2 separate regions of the Mus musculus genome follow, and region 2 is linked to region 1. The links are chromatin loops, found by intact Hi-C in ENCODE. Cell type or tissue: heart. All regions are shown on one strand. Each heading gives the region's core, and the rest is flanking DNA. Links, peaks and the distances in the headings are about the cores only.

What was found. Peaks named below come from ENCODE experiments on the same cell type or tissue, not always from the same donor. Only the 100,000 strongest peaks of a DNase experiment are listed, where the experiment ranks them.
Region 2: a loop joins it to region 1, with 8 times the contacts of the local background. A loop is called at or near these places in 4 of 42 quality-filtered maps.

Annotation. Positions count from the first base shown.
Region 1 is chr11:83,433,535-83,448,989 of GRCm38, reverse strand. It overlaps 1700020L24Rik (RIKEN cDNA 1700020L24 gene), which reads right to left and starts at 11,296. Exons shown (of 3, transcript NM_025492.3): 1 at 11,233-11,296; 2 at 8,394-8,703; 3 at 7,758-8,314. The coding sequence starts at 11,245. The coding sequence ends at 8,068. Mmp28 (matrix metallopeptidase 28 (epilysin)) reads left to right here. Exons shown (of 8, transcript NM_001320300.1): 4 at 1,246-1,470; 5 at 3,924-4,169; 6 at 4,630-4,779; 7 at 5,064-5,231; 8 at 6,045-8,222. The coding sequence ends at 6,439. Gm51913 (a long non-coding RNA gene) reads right to left here and starts at 4,654. Exons shown (of 2, transcript XR_003949748.1): 1 at 4,597-4,654; 2 at 1-1,610. In heart, for the core only: CTCF peaks have their summits at 5,904, 8,009 (motif pointing right), 8,288 and 8,493 (motif pointing left); DNase peaks (open chromatin) are centred at 5,989, 7,569, 8,109 and 8,469; H3K4me3 peaks cover 3,296 bases; H3K27ac peaks cover 2,413 bases; H3K27me3 peaks cover 2,948 bases.
Region 2 is chr11:83,547,198-83,562,652 of GRCm38, reverse strand. No RefSeq gene overlaps it. Among named protein-coding and RNA genes, the nearest start is that of Ccl9, 24 kb to the left of the region's middle. In heart, for the core only: a CTCF peak has its summit at 6,122 (motif pointing left); a DNase peak (open chromatin) is centred at 5,941.

The DNA of each region.
Region 1 (15,455 bases), core at 4,137-12,136:
GAATAGAGTGGGGCACACCCCACCCCCTCTCCCTGGGTAGAGAAGGGCCAGAAGGGACCTCCCTTCCATCTAGGGAAATCTCAGTCCTTGCTAAGCTTTGACCGACCAAGTGATGTTTAGGCACATGTATAGGCCTGGCATCTCTGCCGAGAGGATTGCTTGCTTATCTATGTGGTACAGTAGGAGTACTGGGCCGGGAAGGGGTGCGGGGAGGGGGTGTCCAACTCAGTTCCTATCTCACTCTGCAGCTGTGGGCAGCTCCCCCCCCCCCGGGGGGGTCACAGGCATCCAAGTCTGGACCCCAGGAATCTTGCCTGAAAGCGATGAGGCTTCCATTTGGGATTTCAGACTCTGAGGTTTAGGGCCCAGGGGCCATCCCTGACAAACCCAGAAGCCAGACATTCTGGCTACTCTGCTCCTGGCTGCACGGCAAACGCAGATGGGTCCAATGTAAATGAATGACCTAGGGCTGCAGCAGAGGCCAGAGTCCCAGCCTTCAGGGAGGATCTGAGGCTTGGGCCAAAGGGAAAGCAACTTAAGAAAGAAGAGATGGAAAACTTATTTGGGCCTGTGACAAAACACACCCTTTGTTCTTATTTGTCTTCAACTCGGGAGCTCTCCAGAGTCCCCGGAGAAGCGGGGAAGGAGGTCAAGGAACTTGCATATATGGGGGTTTTTTGTTGGTTTTTTTTCTTTTGGTTGTTGGCCAGCTGCCGGCCCTAGATTCTGGCAAGTCCAGAGTGGAGCCTCTGGGAGGTGGCAGGAGACTGTGAGGGTGGATAGAGCGCCTGAGGCAGGCACAGCTGTGACCTCAGTGACCCCTACTGTCTCTCCATCCGGACACTGAGGTTGGGCCTCACAGAGTGACTGTCAGTCAGCAAGAGGCGTGTAGCTTCCTCAGACTCAGCCTAGGCTGTGGAAAAGAGTGAGACCGGACACCAGGAGTTCAGACTGATCCTTGAAGGGGGCCTTTTCCTGGAAGAAGCGACATCTCTATCAGCAGACCTCCCAGGCCAATAAATTGGAGATGCTCCTGGGGAAGGGTGGTCTGCCCAGGGCGAGAGCTCCCTTCAGCAGTGACATATCTTTCTGCCTATCAAATGGGAGGCTGGCTGCTCAAGGCAAGAGCTGAGTGCTCCCTATCAGATAAAAGGTCTCCCTGGGGCAGGGCCAACCTATCCTACTGGGCCTGTGGGGACCAGCCTCTGCAGCCCGTATGACTCACATGGCCTTTCTGGGTGGCAGGTAACAAATGGTACAAGCAGCATCTTTCCTACCGCCTGGTGAACTGGCCTGAGCGCCTGCCCGAGCCAGCTGTTCGAGGGGCCGTGCGCGCTGCCTTCCAGCTGTGGAGTAATGTGTCAGCACTGGAGTTCTGGGAAGCCCCAGCCACGGGCCCTGCCGACATCCGCCTCACCTTCTTCCAAGGAGACCACAATGATGGGCTGGCCAACGCCTTCGATGGCCCAGGTGCTGTCCCAAAGCCTTCTTCCACACAGCAAGGGGGTTGCTTGCCTAGGAAAGGCAGCCTGAGGGTGGCAGTGGAGTTTCCATTCTTGAAAGCACAGCCAAAACAGGTTCTCCTCCAAAAGGACCACCTATCACTTCATCTGTAAAATAAGAACAACAGGCCCTGCCCACGGTGTACCTCATGGCTGAAAGGACAGCCAGATAAGGTTTGGTGTAGAAAGCACTTTGCTGACTCTAGAGTATGCTGGGTTCTTGGAGAACATTCAGGAATCCTGTCAATTCCTGCTTCTAGACAGGCCTGTGCTTCTGCTGTTCTCCAGAGTCGGCTTTCATAAGATATCCCGAGTCCCCCATCAGCCCCTTCCTCCCCTGTCCCCTGATAACCAGGAGCCTTTACCCTACATTCACAGAAGTGCTTCAGAGATCATAGCCACAGCCGGGTCCATTTGTCCCCAGCCGGAAGGCTTCCTCTGCAGTGTGAGCCATTCTCCCATTCTGCTCCGCACTGGCCTTCCGAATCTGGCTATGCGCTATTTGCGCTCCTCGGTGAGAGCTGAGCAGGCTGAGCAGTGCTGGACACAGCTGATGTTCCTCCTGCCCTTGTCAGTCCCTGCCGACCTGGGCTCCTAGAAGGCGATGCTGAAAGGACTCTTGATGAGCTAACATTGTCACAGTACCATTTGCTAACCTCTGTCAGGGTCACCTGCCTCATTTGAAGGTGTATATGAGGGCCACGACCTAGAAGCCACATCTAGTTATTTCTGCGGGGACCCAGACATACCTGTGACAATCACTGAAGAGCTGACTGTCTCTGCTCACCACTACAATGGGCAGGGTGAGAGGCCTAGAGGAGTCCTGGCAGGGGGAAGACACATGTTTACAGGAAACTAGATATATCAGCCAGGCGTGGTGGCACACACCTGGAACCCTGGCATTACGGTGGTCATGAAACTGGGGAGACGGTTCCATGCTGTGCAAGTGTGAGGACCTGGGTTCAGATTCTCAGCACGCACGTAACCCCAGCAACTGGGGGATGGAGACAGGAAAACCTTGGGGGCTCACAGAATGGCAAGCTTCAGGTTCAGTGCAAGGCCCCTGTCTTGAAATTGATAATAACAATGATATGATAGTGGAAGGGGCTGGAGAGGTGGCTCAGTGTTTACAAGTGCCAGCAGCTTCTTTGAAAAACCTGACTTTGGCTCATTCACAGTGGCTCACAATCATAACACCGGTTCCAGGTAATCCCACACCCTCTTGGCTTCTGAGGGCAACAGGCACACGTGGTACACACAGACACATATGCAGACAAAATACAATCAATTAGAAATTTTAATGGGAGGATGTAGGGACCCCTCCCTACCTTTAATTCTAGCTCTTGGGAGGCAGGGACTGGAAGAGCTCTGAGCTCCAGGCAACCCAGAGCTGTATAAAGACATTGTCTCAAAAGATTTTAAAAAAAGAAAGAAAAGAAAAGAAGCCCTAAAAGCTCACGCCTTTAATCCCAGTGCTCGGGAGGCAGAGGCAGGTGGATTTTTTAGTTCGAGGCCAGCCTGGTCTACAAAGTGAGTTCCAGGACAGCCAGGGCTATACAGAGAAACCCTGTCACAAAAAACAAAAAACCAAAACAAAACAAAAACAAAAACAAAAAAAGGGAGGGGGGATTAAGTTAAAAAAGTGACTGAGACAAGAATCCCAGCATCAGCCTCTGGCTTGCATACATACGTGAGCATACATGCAACATACATGCATTTACACACACACACACACACACACACAGCGTAATAAGACCCTGTCCAAATAAAGGCTGGTGGTGGTATGACTCATGGGTATGGGTGAAGGTGCTTGTCCTTGCTGCCAAGCTTGCAGACCTAAGTTTGATCCCTGGGATCCACACGGTAGAAGATGAGAATTGAGTTCCCCAGTTTGTCCTCTGATCCCCACATGGCACATCTGACACACTTAAAACAATTAAAAAACCAACCAACCAAACAAACAAACAAAAAAAAATCCAGAGTCTCTCCAATGTAGCCCCTGCTGGCCTTGAACTCCACACATAGAAGCACATTGTTAAATCTGCAGATTCCCGAACAGAACACACCAAGTGCCAAGGTTAGGAAGCCTCGAACTCAGAAATCCGCCTGCCTCTGCCTCCCAAGTGCTGGGATTAAAGGTGTGCGCCACCAACGGTCCAGCTTCAGATCAGGAATCTTATCAGAGAGGTTAAGCTATCTGTCCAACGTCACACAGTAAAAAGTAAATCTAGTACTGGAACTCAAGCAGTTTGGCCCCTAGCGGAATCTACCGTGTACTTCCTCTCTCTGATGTTTAGTCACTTGCTCACCTGCCCGCAACCCAGATGGAAACTAGTAGACCACACCCACAACGTTGGAGTTGATGCCTGAGGGAGGGAGTTCTGGGTCTTGGCTCACCCGGACCCTCCACATTATTCTCAGGGGGTGCCCTGGCACACGCCTTTCTGCCCCGGCGGGGCGAAGCGCATTTCGACGGAGACGAGCGCTGGTCTCTGAGCCGCCGCCGTGGGCGCAACTTGTTCGTGGTGCTGGCGCACGAAATCGGCCACACGCTCGGTCTCACGCACTCGCCCGCGCCACGGGCGCTTATGGCGCCCTACTACAAGAAGCTGGGCCGCGACGCCTTGCTCAGCTGGGACGATGTGCTGGCGGTGCAGAGCCTGTACGGTGAGCCTCTGGGGTCTTCAGACTCTGGCTCCTCAAATAGGATATCCCCACCTCCACCCCTCTTCAGTTCCTTGCTCCCGGTCCTTCCTTATCCTGAAGCCCCTAAGGCTCCCTTGAAATCTGAATATCCGCGAGTCCTGCTTTCTCTCTCCATCAGGTCCAAGCCATCCATAAGAACAAACCTCTGCCCTTAGCTCAAAACCCTTCGGTCTCCCACTCTCACATTATCTCAGAAGGTCACTCTTTCCTGGGCTGTTGAGTGGGAGAGATTTCTGGGGATAGTTGCGCACTTGGATAAAACCAACAACCAGGGCTACACATACCCCTTACTCTTTCCTTCAGCCTGTCTCAGATCATAGGCGGAGCAGAAGGAAGGGTCTTGACCCCACCCCCCCCCACCCCACCCCCCTTTCCCATATGCTCCTACCCATGTCCTCTCTCGCCCTTCTTGGATCGTAAGGAAAGCCTCTGGGACGCTCAGTAGCCACCCAACTCCCCGGAAAGGTGTTCACTGACTTTGAGGCCTGGGACCCCCACAACTCCCAGAGCAGACGCCCGGAAACCAGAGGTCCTAAATACTGCCACTCTTCCTTTGATGCCATCACTGTAGGTAAGATGGTCCCAGCCATGCCTGGTGTCTGTCTTCTGTCCTCCACATCTCCAGGGGTCCAGAGCTGAATTACAAGGTGTGAGGAATGGGGAGATCTAGGATATAGAAATCCTAAAACCACTCAGGCCCAGCAAAGAACTCCCGCTTCCCTCAGCCACGCCCTCTCCACGCCCCCTGCATGCTACCTTCCGCTTGTCTGGGAAACTGGGTTTAGGGCAGCCCCTCCCCCCCCCAAATCATCAGGAGGCCAGTAGCCTTTCCTCATGTCTCTTATCTCGGGATAGATGGGCAATGGCGACTGTATGTCTTCAAAGGGAGTTACTTCTGGGAAGTCACAGTTGATGGCAATGTTTCAGAGCCTCGTCCACTACAGAAAAGATGGCCAGGACTGCCACCTGGTATTGAGGCTGCTGCAGTGTCTTTGGAAGATGGAGACTTCTACTTCTTTAAAGGTACCAGCCTTGAGTCAGCTAAGATTAAGACGTGGTGGGTGGGTATCCTGCCTGAGGAGAAAGGAGGGGGAAGGTCCCCAACAATGAGTCCCTGGTGAACTTGCCACCTCAAGTTAAACCTGTGGCCCAGAAAGACTCCTTTCAGAGATGGAATGGGGAGCATCCAGTGTCCAGGGTGTTCCGTGTAGAGATTGTAGCGGGGGGTGGGGGGACTGCTGCTCTCCAGTCTGCATCAGCAGAAAGTCTGGCCGCGTCTGCCCTGGCACCCTGGCACTCTGGCACCCTGGCAGTGTGAGGTTGGCATGTCACTTAGCTTTTGGAACTTGTGATAGGGAGTGTAATACTCTTGGATAGGGAGTGTAATACTCAGGTGTGATGAGGAAGCCGGATAACATGCAACGACTGAAGGGTGGACTGGACGTGGTAGTACTGTTATGAGCCGCATCCATTCCTTCAACCAACGCTGAGTTCCTTGTGTCCTAGGAACAGGGAGAAGGAAGGACCGGGAACAAACACCTTTTCCCTCAGGGAATTATTAGTAGTTGGAGACTGAAGAAAAGTTCAAGCTTTCCCAATCTTCCATTCCATACCCCATCCTCAACCTCCTCCTACCTTCCCCAGCCCGGGATTGGGTTCATTGAGTATTCTCTGCTCTCTGCTGACATCTGCTGAGCGATGTATAAACTACAACTGGCTCCAAGGAGACTGTCTAGGTCTCCGAATAGAAAGGAGTAGGGACCAGGGTGAGAGAGATGGGGTGGAGAGCCAATGAGTGAACGCCTCCAGCTCACTATGGTTCTCAATGCCCCACAGGGAATCGTTGTTGGAGGTTCCAGGGCACGAAGTCCGTGTGGGGGTTCGCACAGCTCTGCCGGGCAGGTGGTCTACCCCGACACCCGGACGCAGCTCTCTTCTTCCCGCCTCTGCGCCGCCTAGTCCTCTTCAAGGGTTCCCGCTACTACGTGCTAGCTCAAGGAGGGATGCAAGTGGAGCCCTACTATCCCCGCAGCCTGCGAGACTGGGCCGGTGTCCCCGAGGAGGTCAGCGGCGCCCTGCCAAGGCCGGATGGCTCCATTATCTTCTTCAGAGATGACCACTATTGGCATTTGGATCAAGCCAAACTGCGGGTGACCAGCTCCGGTCGCTGGGCTACCGAGCTGTCCTGGATGGGCTGTTGGAATGCCAACTCAGGAGGTGCCCTGTTCTGAAGGCTCCCCATCACTGAATGAACCGTGGTTGCTGCCTCCTGAGAGGTGGGTCCTGTCTAGGAAGCCCCTGGACTTTGCAAGAACCTCTTGAGCAGTAAGGACTCCAAGCAGGAAATCAATCAGCATTTGTTCTCCGGGATGGAAAGAGAACTAGGGTTCCCATAGCCTTTTCCCTCAAAGACCTTTTTCCTTCCCACTAGTGTGTGTATGTGGGAAGGTGGTGAAGATGAAGGTTCTGGTGAAGATGTCCCATGCCCACAGTGCTGAGTCCCAGGAAGATGCAAAACTCAGCTGAGGTTGGAGACTGTATCTGCAGGACCCTCCCTTTCAGTGCCTTTCAGGCTCAGTTCTTGGGGAATCACCTGCTATTTCATCAGAGACTTCACCCCAGCTCCTACCCTCAGCAAGCTGGGATGTAGTGAAGCCTCGAGGATCCCCACTGTCAGAGGCTCTCTTTTGGTTCAGGATGCAGAGCAGGAGGGAATGTGTTCCTCCTGAGCCCGACTTGTTGTCTGGGCTAATGAAGAAGCACCCCCCAGCTGGTCAACGTAGAGGTGCAGCAGACTTCCCTAGATAGAATTGTCTACCCTTCTCAATAGAAGCACATGGGTACTGGGTGCTGGAGACACAAGGACCATGCACTTACATCCAACCCAGCTGTGTATGGTTATCATGGAGAGACAGGGTGAACCTCTCTTCAAAATTCAGGACATTTTCACCCCATTTGCCTCCAAGTTGGACATCTTGAGCATCAGGAAGATGAAAGAGGGCCCTTGGGGGTCCGCTCAAGATGTAGCCTCCATTGCGATCTTCAGGCTGCGTGAAGCCCGTTTGCCCGCAATGGCCCCGTTCTCCAAGGCCACACAGCCAGCATTCCGAAGCTCATGCAGTCTAGCAAGAATAGCTGGGATTCCTGGAGAAGGAACCAGCCCCCTGCCTTCCCCTTTTGTCTCAGCCTGTCTCAGTATTAATTTTAGCATCTGGATCTCCAGCCCTCTCTCCTCCCTCTCCACCTACCAGTGCACACACACACACACGCACAATGACCACCAACAGCCAGCTCTCAGGGAGGGGAGAATCCGGCAAGAGAGCAGCCCGAAGTTCCCCAGAGGCATTGCTGGCCACGCGCCCTCCTTTCTTCTCTGTGCAGTGGACAGAATGGCCTTTGACTGCCCTTGGATGCAAGTGCTTTGTACTGCCCTGTCCCAGGGAAAACATGGAGGAACCTCCCTGCTAGCCCACTGCTGTCTGGGTTGTACCCAGCGGGAGAGAAAGGAGAGTCTCATCTTTATCACTCTATTCCACCTCAAGCGACTCTGATTGGAGACTTTATTGCTGATTAGAAGGAAAGAGGCAATTTATTAAGAGGGCTAAGGACACCCCGAGGCTATCTTTCTCCAGGGTAAGCCGGAGAGAGGCCAGAGGACCTGAAAACGATGCAGGCAAGGTTGTGTTGAAGGCGTGAGGGTCAGGAGGGCTGTAGGTGCTGGGTACTGTCTGGGGAGGAGTGCCTAGTTTCTTCTATAGTTCCGCAAGACAACAGATGGAACCGTGAACCGACGGTGGGCCTTCTCACCGGTAGGAGGCGCTAAGGATGGCGGCTTGAAGGGACAGTTCTGTGGAACTCACTAGAGATAGAAGAGTTTGGAGCATTGCGGGCTCGGAGGCTGGGAGTCAATGAGCTCAGAGTTGCCGGTGGCCTCTGCCTTACCCAGGTCAGGGTGCTCAAGAATACAGTGCTCCACGTAGGCCGGGTGGCTGTGCAGAGTCTTGCATTTCTTGCAGAAAAGAATCTCACAGCGCGCACAGCCACCCCGGCGCGGTGGCCGCCGCCGCGTCTCCAACACGCACGGTTCCTCCGGGGCACCCCGCTTCCTGCGGGCCGGGGACGTGAGTGCTCAGAACCCGGAGACCCTCCTCCCTAAGGCTCGGTCCCAGGTTCTTTCCGTCTCACCTGTCTGCCGGGGCCGCCAGGCCACCCAGCAGAGCGAACGGGCTAAGCCAACCCCAGAAGCTGCTGTCTGAGCGTCGCAGCAGCGCCACCTGCTGGCTGCTGGACTCCTGGCGCAGCGGACTGTAGGACACAGAGCGGGCCTCGCGCTCTTCCGCGTCTCGGGAGTCCTCCTCCGTCTCGGTCGCGCTCTCGGGGTCTGACCTCTCTTCCACCGACGACGAAGACGAGGACGACGATGAATCGTCCTCCAGATCCTCCTCCCTGGCCTCGGGATCCTCCACCTCCTTCCTCCACAAAGGAGTCTTCACGCCTGTAGGCGGGGACAGGGTCAATGCAGCCTGCTGCCCTGGCTGCTTGCGGGGGGGGGGGGGGGGGAAGACGACGACGGACGGACGGGACGGAACGGTGGGGGGGGGGGGGGAGATGCCTCCTGCCGGCTGTTACTTGCGAAAGGGCTTCGGAGTCCCAGATTCCCGGACTGCTGCCGAGTTCCCACCCTCTTGAGCGTCCTTGCTAAGGATTCCAAGCAAGTCACCTGGCTTCCATCAAGCTCCATTCTCCCCCGCGCCACCCCCCGCCACCCCCCCCACCCCCACACCCCCACCCCCGTCTCTGAAGCGGGAAAAGTCGCATCTACCTCAAGAGTGTCTGTGAGGCTGACTTTAGTATGTGGGTAAAGCAGTTTCCTGCTTGGCGTTGGGCAAGCAATCAACGAACATATATTGCCAACCCGGAAGGAGGAGGGTTACCCAACATTAATAAACCAATTGCCATTTCAATAGGTGGTCATTTATGGGTTGTTTTTTAAATGAATTAGTTGTGTATTATTAATAATTATTAATACAGTCTCACTATGTTGTTCTAGCTGAAGAGGAAACTCACTATATAGACCAGGCTGGCCTCGAACTCACAAAGAGCCTCCTGAGTATGTTTGTTTCTAAGTGTGGCTTTCCCTGGTGGCAGGAAGCCCAGTATCACTGGAGGTGGGGTGGACAGGCATAGCTGACTAAACCAAAAACAGATCTCAGACTTGACCAATTGCAAGTGGGTTTCGGCCACACCAACCCTCTACCCAACACTTTTGTCAGCTCACAAGCAACTTCTTGTAATAGATGAGGGCCTGAGGCAAGTCCTTCAGCTGACACAGAAAATAAGCAGGCCTTCCTGGGAGGTATTCATCATTCCCTCAGCAGATATTCCTCTAGCACACAAGCAGCCCCGGGACAGCTAGATTTATAGTGCAAAGAAGGGAGCACGGGGGTGGAGGAGGGTTTGGGCTTTGCCCTGGAAAGATCCAGGAAAATATCCATAGACCCATCCATCCGTTTCCCAAGTTGAGAATTGAGCAGAATAATAGTAATGGGCAAGAAGGCGTGTGTGTGTGTGTGTGTGTGTGTGTGTGATTGTAATAGTTAAAAATTGCCAAAAAAAAAAAAACAAAAAACAAAAAACAAACAAACAAACAAAAAAAACCCCTAAGAGTTTTTGTGAAGGAGTTTCTGGGTTGGTTTAAGTGATGTGGGAAGACCCATCGTGACTATGAATGACATCATCCCACGGGCTGGAGTCTGGGGCTGAGTACAAAGGAGAAAGCAAGATGCCCTGTGTCCTGCGTGCAGATGCCATATGACCTCTGGCGTTGCCACCAGGATTTTGCCATCACAATAGACTGCACCCTCAACGGTGGCGAGCCAGACTAACTGTTTCCTTCTTTAAGCTGCTTCTGTCAGGGATTTGTCATAGCAAGAAGACAGCCAACTGGCCGCTAGGTACCATGTGTTCAACTTGCTTTTCATGGTGCTGCTTCATTCCGGCACCTTTCTTAGGGGTGAGGGGGCGGGCCTCGGAGAAGGTCTCTAAATGTGATCAAGAGTATTGGTAGTGAAGTCCAAACCTAACACAGCCGAAAGAGGTGCTGGGAGACATTTTGGGGAAGAAGTGGAATAGGGAATAGAGTTGGAAAGGAGGTTAGGGCTTGGAGCGGATTGTCAGTAATGTGGAGCCACGCATGCGCAGTCTGTATTGTAGCATGTTCCCTCCAACAGGACAGGGGACTTTAAGAATCTTTGCAGAAGCTGGGCAGTGGTTGCACACGCCTTTAATTCCAGCACTCAGGAGGCAGAGGCAGGTGGATTTCTGAGTTCAAGGCCAGCCTGGTCTACAGAGTGAGTTCCAGGACAGCCAGAGCTACACAGAAAAACCCTGTCTCAAAAAACAAAAACAAACAAACAATCATTGCACAAATAGGTGGTGGCTCATGCTAATGGACTCAGCACAAGAAAGGCTGCAGCAGGAGGATTGCTGAGAGCTCAGGCTAGCATCCTGTGCTATGTAATAGATTCCAGGCCAGCCTGGGCTACAATCTGAGTCCTATCTAAACCCCCTCCACTCTAATTTTGTTTTGTTTTGTTTTGTTTTTATTTTTGTTTTTGGGAGTGGAATTTTCTTAATTGTTTGGGTTTTTTTTTTTTTTTTTTTTTTTTTTGTAGCTCTGGCTGTCCTGTAAACTCATTATGTAGACCAGGCTAGCCTCAAACTCACAGAGATCCACCTGCCTCTGCTCCTGAGTACTACCATGCCTGTCTTGCCCACCCCCCTCTGAAAAAGATCCTTAGCATGCAGGCCAGAGGAGACAGAGAGAGGTCCGAACAAGCAAAGATAGGAGAACTGATGGAGGAAGACAAGAATATTTAGGGAGGAGAAAGCTGAGGATTGTAGAAGCACAGATGGGAGACTGGGAAAAGTTTAATTTTTCTAGCATCACCATGGTGGTGGGCTGGTTGCTTGAGATGGGTCAAGTGGTCCTATCTTGGTCCACACCCTTTCTAGCCCCACTCACCATGTTTATCCATTCTTCCCAATGCTGTACTGCCTGTTCCCTCTGGTCAGGGACTGGGATGTAGGGATGCCCAGTGCCTATAGAACTCCACATGGTTTCTAGGGCATCTGTTAGATCACAGGGGGTGGGACTAGAATCTCAGCTGCCCATAGGCTCTGCTTAGAGACCGATGCCTTTTCTAGAATCTCCAGATTCAAACAAACCCCACATGCCCCCTACCTTACCCCAGGGAAGATTTCAGTGAGGATAGCTTTGGCCCCAGTAGGCTGGGTTTGAATCCCAGCTCTTCCACATAAATATAAAACCTATCAGACCTTCAGCAGCAGTCATTTACAGGGACAGTTATTCAGTTAGGCCATTGCTGGGGGTGACACCTAGATGTGGGCACCTGGAGTCATATCCTTGAGTCATTCCCTAAGTCCCACTATTCCTTGACAGACACACCTAAGCCAACAAAGCTTAGGAAATTGAGACCCAAATGTTCCAGCTGTTCATCTCAGCTGCCTCCCCAGGCTCGATCTACCCACCAGCCCTTTGTCCTTTACTTTTCTTAGGGTAATTTGGGGGTTTATGGAATTTCAGTGTGTGTTGAAAGCTGAAGAGATCTTTCAGCAGGTGAAAGCACAATGCTTTTGCAGAGGACACTGGTTCCCAGCACCAATATGATGGCTCACAACTGTCTACCACGCCAGTTCCAGGGGATCTGGCACCATCTTCTGGCCTCTGTAGACACCAGGCAAGCACATGGCGCACACACGTGTGCAGGCAAAACACACATACATAAGATAAAGAAATCTTTTTTTAAAAAAAATTGTAGTGTCATAAAAATAACACTAGCATGAGATTACATAAAGATTTGTTCTCACAGAATAAAAGGTCACAGAATAAAACCAGCTTTCAGTGAAAACGTGAACACACAATCTTTTTTTAAAAAAGATTTATTTATTATTATATATGTAAGTACACTGTTGCTGTCTTCAGACACCAGAAGAGGGCATCAGATCTCATTACAGATGGTTGTGAGCCACCATGTGGTTGCTGGGATTTGAACTGAGGATCTTTGGAAGCTGTCAGTGTGCTTAACTGTTGAGCCATCTCTCTAGCTCTGTAAACACACAATCTTACGGGAATATGGGCAGCATGCCTGCTGCACTTACATGCTACCCAGGAACCCCCTGGAGAGGGGACCCCACTGAGAATGTGTGAAAGCTTGGAATGGAATGTTTCCCATCCAAAGAGAGGGTTCAGCATCGGAAAAGAATGAGCTGCATTTATTAGCAAGCCCAAGCACTGCTTCCCGCTGTTCATAGAACATGCCCAGAGAACAAGGTGAAGCCTGATACCAAAAGGTGATGCATGCCTGTGCTTCCAGTATTCAGGAATCTGAGATAGGTGATTGGTGATTGTGAGTTTGAGGCCAGCCTGGGCTATAAATGAGATCCTAGAGGGAGGGAGGGAGAGGAAGATGGATTGGTACAAGATCCATCATTTTTGGCAATACAGATGACTTTAAATCATCCATATGAGTCTCTGTTGGGACCTTCTGGAACATCCTAGCTTGTATAAATAAAGGGAGCAGGGTTTTGGAAGGTTGAACAAAGGTCAGCTCAAGTGTATCTGGCTGGTCAAAGATTAAAATGTCTAATAGCAATGGTCCCAACTTCATACCATGTGTTCACCCAATTAGCCAAAAGGTAGGGGATGCAGGACTGGTTCAATGTCCTGATGACATTATTAATGGCCACAGGCATCATCCAACTCTATGGCTTGTGCTGAGAATTCTCTGTCACTGAAGCCACTGGCTGGTGTGGGTACCAGATACTGTTTCCTCTCTCTCTCCCTTCTCTTGCCTTCCCTCCCCCTCAGCTGGCCAGCACTGGCCTCCATCCTTCTGTTCCCCAATCAAGGCATTTCCTTAGAACCAGATTTTGCTGGATTCTGGGAGGTACCCATTCTCTCCACAGTCCCTAGGAACCTGCTAGCTTTCCTGCCCCAAGCCTTTGCCTTCAAGAACTCACTGAGCAAAATCTGAGACATTATCTCTCCATCCTTCCCCAAACCGGTGGCCCTAGGAGACAGCACACGCTCCCTGTTCTACAGTTCAGAAGGCCTGTGATTTCAGCCCAGCCAGATATCTCTCTGATCCTGGGGTGGAGCTGTACCAAAGTCACCTGTCAGCTGTCCCTGACAGTAGAGTTAGAAGTGCTGGAGAGAAGAGCATGTGGCTTCTAGGGACACATCAGGAAAGAGATTCAGGGCAGAGCAGTTTCCTGTGCCTGTCTGTAGGCGTCTTAGCCATAAACAACAGAAAACAGGCTAAGTGGGAAAGATTTCCCTGGTTATGGGGGAGACCATAGAACCACTGAGCAGTTGGGGTGAAGGAGATTTTGGGGCCTGGCACCACAGCTAAATTTCTACCACAGAGCACAAATTGTGAAGCGTTGCATCTATGGCTCCAGGAATTCGGGTGTATATGTCACAGCTGCCCTAAGAATGAGCTCTTCACTGCTTCTGGGTACCAATGGCCCTATTTCATGGCCCACATTGGTGAGCCCAATAGATTCTAACCAAGGTCACAAGCTAACCAAAAGGGACTGGGGCCCATCAAACTCTCAAAGATAGAACCAGATGCCTTCTGGGTAGGGAACACGCCAGAAAAGCCGGCAGCCTGACTCAGGCTGTAAAATTCATGGTTCTTCCCAGTCACCTCTGCATAGGCAGGACAAACACTACTTTATCTACTAGTGGACTTGTGGCTTCCCAAAGTCATTTTGCCTGTAAGTGACAGCAGACCAACTCACACTAACAAGACAAATGGGTGAATGCACTCTTCCTTTGTCACAGATGCAGCTCTGTGCCTAAATCTCCCCTTAATTTCTGTTCATCAACACATTCTCCGACCTAAGAAAATATGAACACAGAATTTCTCATTTCTTTCTTTTTTAAATAAAAAAGTTACTTGTCTTTATTTTATATGTATGAGTGTTTTACCTACATGTACATATGCATGCCTGGTGCACATGGATGCCAGAAGACAGTGTTAGTTCCCCTGGCTCTAGAGATATGGATGCTTGTAAGCCAATATGTTGGTGCTGGGAACTGAACCGAGGTCCTCTACAAGAGCAACAAGTGCCCTTGACCCCTGAGCCACTTTCCTGGTCCTCACATTTTATTTACAACATTAAGTCTTTCCAGTTAGAACACAAGTCTCCCCAACTCCCTTCCAGACCTAACTAAATCTCTATTACAATCCTCTGCTAGTTCATGTGGAGGTTTAAACCTCTGAGGTTGGGTCAGCAAGATGGCTCATAGCTTAGAAGGTAAAAAATATTTTTGGCCAAGCTTGGGGACCTGAGTTGAATCCCTAGGACCCACATGTTGGAGGAATAGAACTGACCCCTGCAAGTTGCCCTCTGACTTCTGCATGTATGCTGTGATGCGCACATACATATGCATGCATGTTGAAGTAAAAGTTGTATTTAACTAAAAAAGACTAGAGATTTTTTAAACTGTAGTTTACATAACTTAAGGGTTGGCAGGTTAGATTCCATATGTACACACAGTACACAGTCTGACTTTGTGTGGATGTTGCATTACATGTTAATTGCGTTGTAAAAAACAAAGAATAATATGTAACTCAGACAGTATATGGCACCAAAAGCCAAAAGATTCGTTACCTGATTGTCCTTTTTTTAAAAGATTTGCTTTAATTTATTATATGTAGGTACACTGTAGCTGTTTCCAGACACACCAGAAGAGGGCATCAGATCTCATTAAGGATGGTTGTGAGCCACCATGTGGTTGCTGGGATTTGAACTCAGAACCTTCAGAAGAACAGTCAGTGCTCTTAACTGCTGCGCCATCTCTCCATACTACCTGATTCTTTACACAAACTATAAAGTCAAGACTTATAAAGATTTTGTCTGTGGGACTATTGTATGGTTGGGACTATAATTTGTCTCTGTCTCCACTTCCCCCTTCTTCCTTTTAGTTAAGAACCATCTCTGGACATTGACAGGGCACATGGCCACCAGCTATAGTTTCACCAGCTATGTGGGGCCAGATGCCTAAACCTTGGTGAAACTCATGTGGAAAAAAAGTTACGTATATAACTTACACTTCACATCTTTAAAGGAAGCCGTCAGAGCCCACACACTCTCTGCATCTTCACAAATTTAGGGAAAACAAAGTTCTGGGAAGCCAGGATGGATTCTGTAAATGAT
Region 2 (15,455 bases), core at 2,956-10,955, 110 kb before region 1:
TGTGGAGTTGGGATGAGGGGTCAGTGGCAGAGGCCAGATCGACACAGGGGCCAAGAGAATATGAAAGAATACAGCCAAAGCAACCAAAAGTGCCAAAGCCCTCAGCCAGCACTGGGGCCAGACTCGGGGAAGTAAGGTTCAAAGCCCTGTAGACCATGAAGAAACAGAAGCAGGAAGCACGGGACCATGATTGGCAGATTGGAACTGAAATGGTATTGTCTTCCCTCCCTCCCCCCACTCATTGAAGGAACTCAAAGTTAGCTATCAACCTGAAGACCTAATTGAGTCTATACACACAAAGGAAAATCCCCACCCAGCACAGAATATAAAACTTGCCAGAAACTCCCAACCTGAAGGACTTTGGCTGGTTACATTTGTTTTGAACAGAATTATTCCTAGTCTTTTCAACACACACTTCTTCATTCCTAAACACAAGGTACTTAAGCCCTGGCCAACCTAAAGACCTCACATAAACCCATTGCAAACATCATACACAACTCCCAGCCTTGTGAAGCATGGGTGGCCAGTTGGCAGGGAGTAGAATATAAAAACTATATTCCTTGGTTTGTTTTTTTTTTTTTCTACTCTTGTGTGACACAAAGGATTGACCCCAAGTGAGTGAAGGCAATGCACAGACACAAAGGACTTTAAGTTGGGACAGAAAGGAAGTAAGAAAGTCACTCTGGAAAACATAAAGAGCACTTTCTGGTCCCATGCCCCCTCTCTGGCACCATGAAAATTTTGGTTGGACAGCCTAGTTTCCCAAAGGATACCTTTACAAATGTTAGTGGCCCTCAGAGAGTCCAACTGAGCACACATTTCCTTCTGAGGAGAGTCTGTGTGCGTACACACATGACCAACTACCGACTGCCAGAGCTGGACTTAGGGCACATGGTTTATAAATTCCTGCCTTTAGGGGCTGGAGAAGCAGCTCAGGGGTTAAGAGCACTGGTTGCTCTTCCAGAGGTTGTGGGTTCAACTCCCAACACCCGGACGATGGCTTCAGTCCCAGAGGAGTCAAACAACCCCTCTGGTCTCTGTGAACTTTAGGCATGCATATAGGACCCAGACATAGATGAAGGCAAAACATCCATACACATAAAATAGCAAATCAATATAAATCAGTTAAAATCACTGGCTCCAAACTCACATAGCTAAATCCAGGTTCAAATCCCAGCTCTGCAACTTTCTATGAGGCTTTGGATAAATACTAAGTCCTTCTAAGGCCGGTTTTCTCATGTATAAACTAGACCTACCTCTCAAAGCTGAAAGGAATAAGAAGCCATGTGAAGAGACAGAGTAGATAGTAAGTGCTCGCCAAACTGGCCTCATTATTTCAGTGTGATTTTCTTGTGGGACACAGACCCTAGGTCAGTGGACAGATCCTGTACATTGTCAACTTGACAAAATCTAGAATCATCTGGGAAATTTTTTTTAATTGCTTTAATTGATGTGGGGTTTACCATCAGCAGCAGCAGCAGCTTAATTGATGTGGAAAGACTTGATTATGGGTGTGTACCATTCCCTAGGCAGGAGCTCCTGGCCTGTATGGATGAAGAAGGGAGCTGGGCAGCAGCTTGCATTCCTCCCTCTCTGCTTCCTGATGTGGTGTGACCAGCTGCTTCAGGCTCCTGCCATCTTGAATTCCCTGCTGTGATTGACTGAACCTTTGTAAATTCTTTTGTCTGAGTATTTTATCCTGCAACAAGAAAAGAAACTAAGGCAGCCAGGAGGGAGTTTTCTCTCACTGTGAAAGGAACTGGCCCAAAGAAGGCAGAAACCTGAGCAAGGACATACGATAAGTCATTGGCACATTGGCGTATTGGTTACTTTCCTATTGCTGTGATATAACGTGGAGACTGCTGTGATTGCAGAAGAAAGAGTTTAATTGGGGGGCTTTTGGTTCCAGAACGTCCGTAACTGTCGAATGGAGGCAGCAAGGCAGCAGCCAAGAGAGAGAGATCACATCTAGAGCCACAAGCAAGAAAGGGACAGAATAGGGAATGGTATGTGACTTGTGAAACCTCAGAGCCCACCACCAGTGACAAACTTCCTCTAGTAAGGCCACACCTACTTGACTTCCCCAAACAGCACTAAGAACTGGGGACCAAGTATCCAAATGCCCGAGACTCATGGGGGACATCTATCTCACTGAAACCACCACAGTACAGCTCACCCTAGAACTGTGGACATTATTTTTTAATTAATTCTTTAAGAATTTCGAATATATATTGCTTGATATCCACCCCCATCCTCCTCCAACTCTGAGAGCATATTTATTTATGTGCTTTATGTATATGGGTGTTTTGTCTGCATGTGCACCTACATACCAAAAGAGGACATGAGATCCCATTACAAATGGTTGTGAGCCATCAAGTGGAGGCTGAGAATTGAACTAAGATCCTCTGGAGGAGCAGTCAGTGCTCTTAACCACTGAACCATCTCTCCAGCCCTCCAAGCATATTTTAAACAAAAGAAATCTCAAATCTATGTAAACCTGCACCTCTTCTGAGTATGAAAGAGACAGGTTCATCTGACTAAGGAAAAAGACATGTGAGCTTGAGCCCAAGGCCTCCTGCCCCATGGTGTGCCCTGCCTGGGGCTTGGTCTCCACTCCGCTATTTCTTCTTCTTCTTCTTTTTTTTTAGTTTAATTAATTTTTATTTATATGAGAACACTGTAGCTGTCTTCAGACACACCAGAAGTGGGCATCAGATCCCATTACAGATGGCTGTGAGCCACCATGTGGTTGCTAGGAATTGAACTCAGGATCTTCAGAAGAGCAGTCAATGCTCTTAACCCCTAAGCCATCTCTGCAGCCTCCCCCCACTCGCCCCTTTTTTTCACTCAGCTATTTCTCAATTCCTGCTCAAAGGCTTTGAAGAAGCAATGCAGGAGAAACAAAAAGAAAAAAAGAAGAAGAAAGAAACTTTTCATTCTCTCCAGAGCATGCATTAATTAGAAATGGCCTTAAGATCTCATCTGAAAAGTGGAGCTGAAGCATCACCGAGATGCTGTGACCCACACAAGAGCATCACCGAGATGCTGTGACCCACACAAGAGCATCACTGAGATGCTGTGACCCACACAAGAGCATCACTGAGATGCTGTGACCCACACAAGAGCATCACTGAGATGCTGTGACCCTCACAAGAGCATCACTGAGATGCTGTGACCCTCACAAGAGCATCACTGAGATGCTGTGACCCACACAAGAGCATCACTGAGATGCTGTGACCCTCACAAGAGCATCACTGAGATGCTGTGACCCACACAAGAGCATCACCGAGATGCTGTGACCCACACAAGAGCATCACCGAGATGCTGTGACCCACACAAGAGCATCACCGAGATGCTGTGACCCTCACAAGAGCATCACCGAGATGCTGTGACCCACACAAGAGCATCACTGAGATGCTGAGACCCTCACAAGAGCATCACCGAGATGCTGTGACCCTCACAAGAGCATCACCGAGATGCTGTGACCCACACAAGAGCATCACTGAGATGCTGTGACCCACACAAGAGCATCACTGAGATGCTGTGACCCACACAAGAGCATCACCGAGATGCTGTGACCCACACAAGAGCAGCACTGAGATGCTGTGACCCTCACAAGAGCAGCACTGAGATGCTGTGACCCTCACAAGTCTGCAGAGAGCATTACAAACAAATAGAAAACACTTCCTTCATCTTAAAAACTAAAACAAGATTCCCATGGGTGAAACAAACCCTGTCGAAAAAACACATTGGTGACCACACTTAAGACAAGAAGCTCCCCTCCCAGGATGTGGTATAGACTAGGGCAGGGACTTCAGAAGAAGGGTCCCTGATTAGAGCAAGAGAAGAAGCCATCAGCCCCTATGACCTAAAGGGGAGTAAAAAGACCAAGGGAGAAACTGGAGGCTGTGGACTGACCAGCAAGGACACCCTGCTCCCTGGGACCCTCAGAGGTCCCCAGGGGAAGGAGACAGGAGATAACTCACATCCAGCACCACATGATCTGAGACACAGCCAGCACCCAGAGCCACGAGTTAGAAACTGAGAGCTGTGGTGCCAGTCCTTGAAGACTGACAGACATTGTGTGGAAGCTCTGGAATCTAGAACTGGGGAAATGAACCTTGCAAACAGGTCCCAAAAACCAGGGATGTGATTGGCTAACTTCATAACAAAGGCCTTCCTGAGGAGATGACCTTAACCTAAGGGCTAAATGAGTTGAGGGTAATAGCTGGAGACAGTGCAAAGGCCCTGGGGCAGGAATATTAACTTGGTGAGGTGAGTAGGGCATGGTGGGAAGCAGCAGCCTGAGCACTGAGGCGAGCAAAGGCAGGCATGGTGGAGCTTGGGAGTGAGAGTAAAGAGTAACTCATCTCCGGCATGATGGAAAGCCGTCATCAAAGCCGTACCAAAAGTATATCACCTGATATACATCCCTAAAGCAGCACTGACCGTCATGCAGAGATGGATTGATGAGGTCCCTGGAGACCAGTTAGGAGACCCCTGCAGCAATCCAGGCTACAGATGCTGGTGGCTTGAACCAGAGGGGCACAGATGACATAGAAGAGTGTGAACAAAGTAGGGAAATGGCTGAGGGGCACAACTAGAAACGTGCACTGAGAAAGACTCGGGCTTAAGCAACTAGGTGAGTGTTGGTGTCATTTACAGAAATGAGGGGAAAGCCATCTAGACAGTGTTAATTTCAAAATGGCTTTCTGATGACGTCAGTGTGTTGAGTAGAGAGCGAGCTACATGGTTCTGCGGAGCTAGGGAACAGCTTGACTCTTCTTTCTTTCTCTTTGAAGAAAGGGGATGTATCATGAGTACAAGACCCAGGAGCTGTGGTAGAGAGTGGGGACAGCACAAGGACAGAGTAGCCAGGGAGACAAGCGTATCAGGAGAGTATGGTGATCTGGAAGCCAAAGGAGGGGTGGTGGGAGGCACAGAACCTTAGACTCTCATGGGTGTTGCCATGACATATGGAAGAAGAGAGAGATGGTCATTGAAAGTGACTGGAAGCTCGGAGGTGACCTTGACGAGTGAAGATTCAACGGCAGTGCTGACAGGAGCCCAGTCAAAAGGGCAGGAAAAAGAATGGGACTGTGGAAGTTGGGCCAGCATTAGAACCAACACTAAGATGGTTTTATGAAATGAAGCAGGAGCCAGAGCCCATGGGGGTCCCAGGGAGGATGTTGGTTTGAGTTTGGGTTTTTGAGATAGACGGTTGCTACACAGCCCAGTGGTCCTCCTGCCTCACTCAGCCTTTAGAGTGTTAGCATCGCAGGCTCGAGGACCACCCTGTGCTCAGGGAGGATTTTTAACGATGTGAGGACGTAGAGCATGCATGTGTACTGATGCATGAAGTACTCGACCTCTCTCGGTTTCAGGGGGCAGGGCTGCAAAACAAAGCGGCAGGTTTCTGAAGAATAGGACTGGTTCACATGTGCGAAGGCAGCCTAGACAGTAGTACTCCCAGGTAAGGGAAGGCAGAGGCAAGATGCTTTGTGGTTCACACACTGGCTATGACAGCAGAGAAGTTGATGAGAAAGAATTAATGCCATGAACAGCACACGCCCTGTGCTCTGAATGCACACTCAGAACTTGACCCTCCCTGACTACCACAGGAGTTTTTACCTCTGTACCCCAAACATGGGGTTTCTCTTGTGCACCACAGAGCACAGGATATTTGAGTGGCAATTTTCCCAGTTCTTCTAAGGACAAAGCATAACCTGCCCCCATTCCTAGATGCACGAGGGAAGTGAATCCATTGCATTTGATGCACGATTTAAGGCAGCGGAACCAGCTGCCCGGCTTCCTTAGCTGGACAAGTCGTTTCTTTTCATTCTGACAGCTTTCTAGTCAAGGCCCTGGGTATCTGGCAGGCCTCACAAAACATCTGTCGTGAAATTTACACAAAGCTTGGGGGTGGAACATGGCAGTCACTGTCATAGAGGCATTTGGGCTGCAAGCCAGGGGTCAGGGCCTAGATGTATGACTACAAGTATTTTAAGTTGTGTCCTGGAGGATGGGAAAGATTTGTAGCTAATTTAGGACTAACAATCCTGGGGGAAATTGGACTGACTTAATCCTGGAAATATAGGTGGATATTGCCATCTAGTGGTTAAAAGCTGAAATGAAAACACGTGTTACAGAACACGTGTTGTCTGTATGTCCAGTAACTATGGAACCTGCATCTTCTCTCCTCTCCCCCGACTTCTCTCCTCTTTGGGGAACTGAGGGTTTTGGCCTAGACTGAGGACACACGCGGAGATCAAACCTTGCTCTGATAGATTTTACCCTTGCATGCATAGAGAGATGATAGGCATCAGCGTCCATGAAACAGTGATGCATGCAGAGAGACCATACACACCCATGAAACAGTGAGACTGACTGAGGGTGCAAGAGGACAGCTTTGTACCATCAGATAGGACAGACCCTTCAAGAAGTGTGATGTTAGTAGGACCCAATTAAGGGTTGGATTCACCAGTCTCCCTGGATTAGATTTCTGGCCCAGAGGTGTACAACGAAGTGAGCAGGTGTGCAGTAATGCCTCTCTCTCTCTCTGTGTGTGTGTGTGTGTGTCTGTGTGTGTGTGTGTGTCTGTGCATGTGTCTGTGTGTCTGTGTGTGTCTGTGTGTCTGTGTGTGTCTGTGTGTGTGTCTGTGCATGTGTGTGTGTGTGTGTCTGTGCATGTGTCTGTGTGTCTGTGTGTGTCTGTGTGTCTGTGTGTGTCTGTGTGTGTGTCTGTGCATGTGTGTGTGTCTGTGTGTGTATGTGTGTGTGTCTGTGCATGTGTCTGTGTGTCTGTGTGTGTCTGTGTGTCTGTGTGTGTCTGTGTGTGTGTCTGTGCATGTGTGTGTGTCTGTGTGTGTATGTGTGTGTGTCTGTGCATGTGTCTGTGTGTCTGTGTGTGTCTGTGTGTCTGTGTGTGTCTGTGTGTGTGTCTGTGCATGTGTCTGTGTGTCTGTGTGTGTATGTGTGTGTGTCTGTGCATGTGTCTGTGTGTCTGTGTGTGTCTGTGTGTGTGTCTGTGCATGTGTCTGTGTGTCTGTGTGTGTCTGTGCATGTGTCTGTGTGTCTGTGTGTGTCTGTGTGTCTGTGTGTGTCTGTGTGTGTGTGTCTGTGCATGTGTCTGTGTGTCTGTGTGTGTGTGTCTGTGCATGTGTCTGTGTGTCTGTGTGTGTCTGTGTGTGTGTCTGTGCATGTGTCTGTGTGTCTGTGTGTCTGTGTGTGTGTGTCTGTGCATGTGTCTGTGTGTCTGTGTGTGTGTGTGTCTGTGCATGTGTCTGTGTGTCTGTGTGTGTGTGTGTCTGTGCATGTGTCTGTGTGTCTGTGTGTGTCTATGTGTGTGTGTCTGTGCATGTGTCTGTGTGTCTGTGTGTGTCTGTGTGTCTGTGTGTGTGTGTCTGTGTGTGTGTCTGTGCATGTGTCTGTGTGTCTGTGTGTGTGTCTGTGCATGTGTCTGTGTGTCTGTGTGTGTCTGTGTTTCGTTGACCTACTTTTATAAAATTTTGTATAAAATTTTAATGACAGATTTGCAAATTCATCTGGAATAACAAAAAACCTAGGATAGCAAAAACTTTTCTCAATGATAAAAGAATCTCTGGTGGAATCACCACGCCTGACCTAAAGCTGTACTACAGAGCAATTGTGATAAAAAAACAAACAAACAAGCAAAAAAACAAAACAAAACAAAACAAAAGAAACCCTGCATGGTACTGGTATAGCAACAGATAGGTAGACCAATGGAATAGAATTAAAGACTCAGAAATGAACCCACACACCTATGGTCACTTAATCTTTGACAAGGGAGCTAAAACCATCCAGTGTAAAGAAGACAACATTTTCAATAAATGGTGCTGGCACACCTGGCGGTTATCCTGTAGAAGAATGCGAAATGATCCATTCTTATCTCCTTGTACTAAGGTCAAATCTAAGTGGATTAAGGAACTCCATATAAAACCAGAGACAGTGAAACTTATAGAGGAGAAAGTGGGGAAAAGCCTCGAAGATATGGGCACAGGGGAAAAATTCCTGAATAGAACAGCAATGGCTTGTGCTGTAAGATCAAGAATTGACAAATGGGACCTCATAAAATTGCAAGGCTTCTGTAAGGCAAAAGACACTGTCAATAAGACAAAAAAGGCCACCAACAGATTGGGGAAAGATCTTTACCTATCCTAAATCAGATAGGGGACTAATATCCAATATATATAAAGAACTCAAGAAGATGGACTCCAGAAAACCAAATAACCCCATTAGAAAATGGGGCACAGAGCTAAACAAAGAATTCTCAACTGAGGAATATTGAATGGCTGAGAAGCACCTGAAAAAAAAAAAAAGTTCAACATCCTTGCATCAGGGAAATGCAAATCAAAACAACCCTGAGATTCCACTTCATATCAGTCAGAATGGCTAGGATCAAAAATTCAGGTGACAGCAGATGCTGGCAAGGATGTGGAGAAACAGGAACATTCCTCCATTGTTGGTGGGATTGCAAGCTTGTACAACCACTCTGGAAATCAGTCTGGCAGTTCCTCAGAAAATTGGACATAGTACTACCGGAGGATCCCGCAATACCTCTCCTGGGCATATATCCAGATGTTCTAACTGGTGATAAGAACACATGATCCACTATGTTCATAGCAGCCTTATTTAAAATAGCCAGAAGCTGGAATGAATCCAGATGTCCCTCAACAGAGGAATGGATACAGAAAATGTGGTACATTTACACAATGGAGCGCTACTCAGCTATTAAAAACAATGAATTTATGAAATTCTTAGGCAAATGGATGGATCTGGAGGGTATCATCCTGAGTGAGGTAACCCAATCACAAAAGAATTCACATGATATGCACTCACTGATCAGTGGATATTAGCCCAGAAACTTAGAATACCCAAGATACAATTTGCAAAACACATGAAACTGAAGAAGAACGAAGACCACAGTGTGGACACTTCACCCCTTCTTAGAATTGGAAACAAAACACCCATGGAAGGAAATACAGAGACAAAGTTTGGAGTTGAGACGAAAAGATGGACCATCCAGAGACTAATCCAACCGGGGGTCCATCCTATAATCAGCCACCAAATGCAGACATTATTGCATATGCCAGCGAGATTTTGCTGAAAGGACCCTGATATAGCTGTCTCTTGTGAGGCTATGCCAGTGCCTGGCAAACACAGAAGTGGATGCTCACAGTCAGCTATTGGATGGAACACAGGGCCCCCAATGGAGGAGCTAGAGAAAGTACCCAAGGAGCTGAAGGGGTCTGCAACCCTATAGGTGGAACAACAATATGAACTAACCAGTACCCACAGAGCTTGTGTCTCTAGCTGCATATGTAGCAGAAGATGGCCTAGTCGGTCATCATTGGGAAGAGAGGCCCCTTGATCTTGCAAACTTTATATGCCTCAGTACAGGGGAAACACCAGGACCAAGAAGTGGGAGTGGGTGGGTAGGGGAGGGGGTGGTGGGAGGGTATAGGGGACTTTCAGGATAGCATTTGAAATGTAAATGAAGTAAATACCTAATAAAAATTGGAAAAAATTAATGACAGTAATTTAAAGTCTTGTTTCCTATTTCGTCATGCTTTTATCTTAACATCAGGGAAAACTAACACTAAAGACCTTTTGAAAGCCCACATGAAAATCACTGCCGTAGTATCTTCCTAAAATAAATACATATATATAAAGAGTTGTAAGTGAAGATACCGTGTAATAGGAGAGATAATACCCCAACGAGGCATCACATGCTACCAAACTAAAAACCCCAGTGGCAGCAGTGGCAGGAATGGGTTACATCTTTTTGAGTAGTTTGCCCTAGGAGTCCCATAGACTCCCCCAACATTACAAGCTTGGTTATTCTTTACAACACTAAGGCACCATGGCTGAGGATACCACATCCTTACATTACAGAACGTGGAGAAATCGAATTGATACTCATCTGGGAGCTTCCCCTCTTCTGGCTCTGAGGCTAAGGACCTGAGACAAGATAGGCCATGGGAAAAACCTACTACTACTACTACTCTGTTAAATAAACATAGTCATAAAACGAGCCCTAATGACATATTGCTATAGCCATAGATTAGCGCGCCACTCAACTCCTCAGAGAGGCTTCTGGAAGTAGATGGTAATTAAAACAGAGGCTCACAGTGTGGGAAGCCATTGCAGAGTGGCAGTTACAGAGTGGCAGTTACAGAGTGGCAGTTACAGAGGGGCAGTTACAGAGTGGCAGTTACAGAGTGGCAGTTACAGAGTGGCAGTTGGCTACTGCTGGCCACCACACATACACAGGCAGTAAAGGTTCTTTTGCCAAGATGAGGTTTTGAGAATTAACCAAAGTTAACCAATCAGATGAGAGACAAGTTAACCAATCAGATGTGAGACACGCCTCTCCTAGGCATATATAAGCAGCACCAGTTCTGGGCTTGGGGTCTCTTTGCCTCTGCAATCAAGCTCTCCCAATAAACGTGTGCGGAAGGATCCTGTTGCAGCGTCGTTCTTCCTGGCCAGTCAAGCGCGCGCAAGATCACAGCTGGACAACATGCAAACAGTGAAAGGATCGGAGTCAGCACAGGAACACCGAGACCAAGTCCTCAGCACAAAGGAGATTTATTTACCTCAGAGGGACAGAGGGCAGGGAATAAGAGACAAGGACATGAGATAGAGAATAAGGGAGAAGGGGAAAAGAACAAGGGAGAGGAGGGAAGGGGTATTTGCCCCAGAGGGCCAAATGACTGCCTCTGGCTAAAGAGGAGACAGAAGTAGCCCATAGGTAAATGACAGTTCATAAAGGGAAAAGGGGAAACCCTGAGTTAGGACGACTTGGCAGGTGTGGTGGCTTGAATATGTTTGGCCTAGGGAGTGGCAGTATTAGGTGGTGTGGCCTTGTTAGAGTGGGTGTGGTATTGTTGGAGAAAGTGTGCCACGGTGCGGGTAGGCTTGGAGACCCTCCTCCTAGCGACGTGGGAGCCAGTCTTCTGTTTGCCTTCAGAACAAGATGTAGAACTCTCAGCTCCTCCAGCACCATGCCTGCCTGGATGCTGCCATGCTTCATGTCATGATGATAATGGAAACTTAGAACCAGTAAGCCAGCCCTAATTCAATTAAACCCTAATTAAATGTTCTTTATAAGAGTTGCCCTGTCATGGTGTCTCTTTACAGCAGTAAAAACCTAACTAAGAGAGTAGGTTGTTGTTGGTTTTTTTTTTTGTGGGGGGGGGGGGGGGGTTTCGAGACAGGGTCTCTCTGTATAGCCCTGGCTGTCCTGGAACTCACTTTGTAGACCAGGCTGGCCTCGAACTCAGAAATTCGCCTGCCTCTGCCTCCTGAGTGCTGGGATTAAAGGCGTGCGCCACCACGTCCAGCTTTTCTCTGCTTTTCATTATGACTCTCTCTCTCTCTCTCTCTCTCTCTCTCTCTCTCTCTCTCTCTCTCTCTCTCTCTCTCTCTCTCTGTTTTGCTTTCAATACATCCCGACCACAGTTTCCCTTCTCTCCACTCCTTCCTCTCTCCCTAACTCCACCTCCCCTCTCCCCTAACTCCACTCCTCTTCTAGTTCTCTTTAGGAAAGAGCAGACCTCCTGGAATATCCTCTGAACATGGCCTAAAAGACACAGTAAGTCCAGGCATGACCCCTCATGTAAGGGCTGGGTGAGACAGCCCAATAGGAGGAAAGGGTCCCAAGAGTGAGAGATGAGAGTGTCAGAGACACCCCACTCCCATTGCTAGGGGTCCCACAACAACACCGAGCTAACAGCCACGTATCATATATGTAGAGGACCTAGTGCAGAAGAGCCACGCAAGCTCCACGATCGCTGCTTCAGTCTCTGTGAGCCTCCATGAGCTCTGCTTTGTTGAATGGCTTGCCTCTTTAGCCGGGTGTCTTGAGAGCTTGTTGGGGTAACCGGGATCCAGGCTTTGACCTTAAAAATCTCTAGTAATGTGACATCAATTAAAGCTGCCATTGAGGGTAGATATAATTCGTTAAAACCTTAGTAGAAACTATGTGGTATTTCTGGACAGTGGCCCAAAGGAAGGAACCTGGAGCAACAGTCACCACTGGAGAATAGAGGGGAACCACAGAAAAGAGAAGCCAACAGAGGGGAAATCCCAAATTCTTTGTACACACTTAGTCTAAGCTTCTGGCTTGAACCAAACAAACTTCAGTTAGACTGAAAGCATTTGGCAGCGAAAGAAATAGACCAAGATCTGAGCCGCTATCCACGACAGGGTGCAGTTTGAACCCGAGCTTGTGGTCTGGTGAGACAAAGACAGAAACTCATCAGAGCAGTGCGGTAGAATCTCCAGAGTCACCACCATACTCACAGAGTCACCCCCATACTCACTTGTCCAAGATAAGATCCAAAATGACTCAACAGGAAGTGAGACCCAACCTCAAGCAACAGAGATAAGGGCATCACCAGGGAGGAACTATAAAGCTGTAAGAAACAAAAGCCCAGCCAGTGAGATGGCCCAGGGGGTTGAAACGCTTGCCCCCAGGCCTAACAACCTGAGTTCCATCCCTAGAGCTCTCATGATGGAAGGAGAGAAATCAACTTTTGAAAATTATCCTCTGACTTCCACATGCTGTGCTATACAAATAAATAACTGTGAAAAACCACTCTTACTTCTGAAGCCTACCATAGACCTGCTTGAGTGATTTAAAAATATAGACTGGGCTTTAATGCATTGCTCATCCAGGAAAACAAATGCTGAGTAGCCTGCCCCACTGCCAATCACCCCCCCCCCCACGTCAGACTCCAGTATCAATGTTCTTCAGGTGGGTTACACACAGAAGTCACGAAACACAGCACAGGCAAGGATGGAAGCCAGAGAGCTATGTGCTGCCTTCGCACACATCTCCCACAAGGCACTGGTGTACAGCACAAGAGTGCGTATCACACAAACCTCAGTTCAAATCCCAGCCCCATCACTCAGGACATAAAGGCTAGCAACTGCAAACCCCCAGTGTACAAAAGGATTCATCTCACTTGACCCCAGGTCGCACCCTCTAAACCTGACCTGAGCTCTACTAATCGTGGCCAAAAGAGCTAGTGTGCTGAAGACCAGCAGGCCAGCCAAGGCCTACCTTTCTGTGGTGCTAACAGAGACACTGAGAGATGCAGTCTCGTCTGTGCATGTACTTAACTAGCCGATTGACCAAACCAAGAGTCATGGCTGAGTCTTGAATCACAAGTGAAAAGAGTGGATGTACTAGTCAGTTGCTGAGAGGCGTGATAAATTGGAACCCTGATCTATTTACCACAGGGAAATCTGTTACGTTCTGGGAAAATCTGTTATGTTCTCAGTTTCACTGTCCCCAATCTTGAAAATAGTCCCTAGATGACAAGCTTGTGGAGTGAAGTTTCAATACAGATAAACAGGCTGCAGGACATATCACTCCAGGGGATGCTATCCCAAACAGACCTCTTTGGCACAAGGATTACCTTGTTGTTATTATTTTGGGGAACAGCAGGCACAGGTGGACAAGAAAAGGACCCTTTTGTAAGAGAAATTCACAGCTAGACAAGAGAAACTCTATACACGGGGGGCGGGGGGCATATCTCTGTATCAGAATACCTAATCAACAGAGAAACACCAGCGTAAAGCTGCATTTCAACTTACAATTCCCAGGTCACACTCCATCACTGGGGGAAGTCAGGGCAGGACCTGGGGGCCTCTCAGGGGTGCTGGTACCAGCTAGCTCTTTGTGCTTGCTCAGCCTGATTTCTTTCTTTTTAAAAATATTATTTATTTATTTATTATTCATTTTCTGTGTATGGGTGTTTTGTCTGCGTGCATGTATGTCTGTGCACTGTGTGCTTGCCTGGTGCCTGGCAACTGGAGTTGCAGGTGGTTATGAGATGAGCCCTGGGACTTAAGCCTGGGTTCTCTGGAAGCCCAGCCAGGGCTCTTACCACTTACCTATCTCTCTAGCCCTTCAGCTGTTTTCTTAGAACAGGTCATGACCACCTGCCCAGTGGTGGCGTGCCTGGGGATGTCCTCCTCTCTCACATCAATTATTAATCAAGGCAATATACTCCAACAGACTTGCCTACAGGCCAGTCTATGGAGGCATTTTCTCGACTGAGAATCTTTCTTCTCAGATAACTCTAACTTGTGTCAAGTTGGCATCAAACTAACTAACACACTTGTGTACTGCAAAGCTTGCAGCCCAGAGTCTACTGCAAAAAGGTAAATTAACATAACAAAAGCAGAGGCTGGAGAGATGGGCTCCGCAGTTAAGAACACTGGCAATTCTTCTAGAGGATCATGGTTCAATTCCCAGCACTTACACGATCCAGAGACATACACGGAGGCAAGATACCTACACATAAAATAGTAATAAAATATTACAGAGATGGTATGGTTTAGAAAAAAAACAAGAGAATGTAAATATATTTAATCTAACTGCTATATGACCTAGAGCCTTCAGAATAAAAACTAGGGAAAATTATGTTTTCGTGGACAGCATGCAGAAGTCCCAGTAAGGGACAAAAGCCCATGCTGTAGGAAGTCACAAATGAGACAAGCACAGACTTAAAGCTGTGTGTGCTGGTTCTTCTTGGCCTCTGGGTCTGCGAGAAGCTCCTCTGGAATGAGGGTCTGCCCTTTTTCATCAGAGGAGAAGGCAGGGGAAAGGGCAGAGACTCACCTTCTGACTACTGTGGTTTCCTCCGTTTCCTGAGATCACAATTCTACAGATTGTGTGTGTGTGTGTGTGTGTGTGTGTGTGTGTGTGTGTGTGTGTGTGTGTGTGTGCTGCAGTGCCACATTTTGGGATAGTGTATTCCATGCACAATCAGAATCATGTTCTCAAGTGTGACCAGCCTGGGATACATTCAACCCTGTTTCAAAATAAAAAGAATTCAGAGTAGGCTTCCTTGGAAAATCCTGGTTTGGAATCCCATGTAGTTACAGTCAAATTCATACTCTCTCTCTCTCTCTCTCTCTCTCTCTCTCTCTCTCTCTCTCTCTCTTCTCTTCTCTTCTCTTCTCTCTTCTCTCTTTTCTCTCTTTCTCTCTCTCTCTCTCTCTTTCTTCCTCCCTCCTTCCCCTCTACCCCTAAAAAGTTTCTCCAGTATGGTAGTCTTAAGACAACCAGACTTCAACATCTGGGAAAACCAGAATGCCAGTGCCACCTCAAATGGAAGACACATCAGCACACTGTGGGTGTGCAAACATCAGCACACTGTGGGTGCTTTAGAAGCGTCGCATCTCAGTTCGTGTGTGGATAGGAACATAATACAGTATCTCACATGAGTTGCTTTATTTTAAATAAGACAAAGTATTCGAGGCACAGAACATACTGCCATAGTTCTAGCTCTGTGTGACTTTAATTTAATTAACTTCAGTGTGCACTGACGACATAGTCTATAACATAGATACAGCCATTGGACCCCTGCCATGGGGCTATTGCAGGAGCTAAATGGGATGATCGATATAAAACCCTA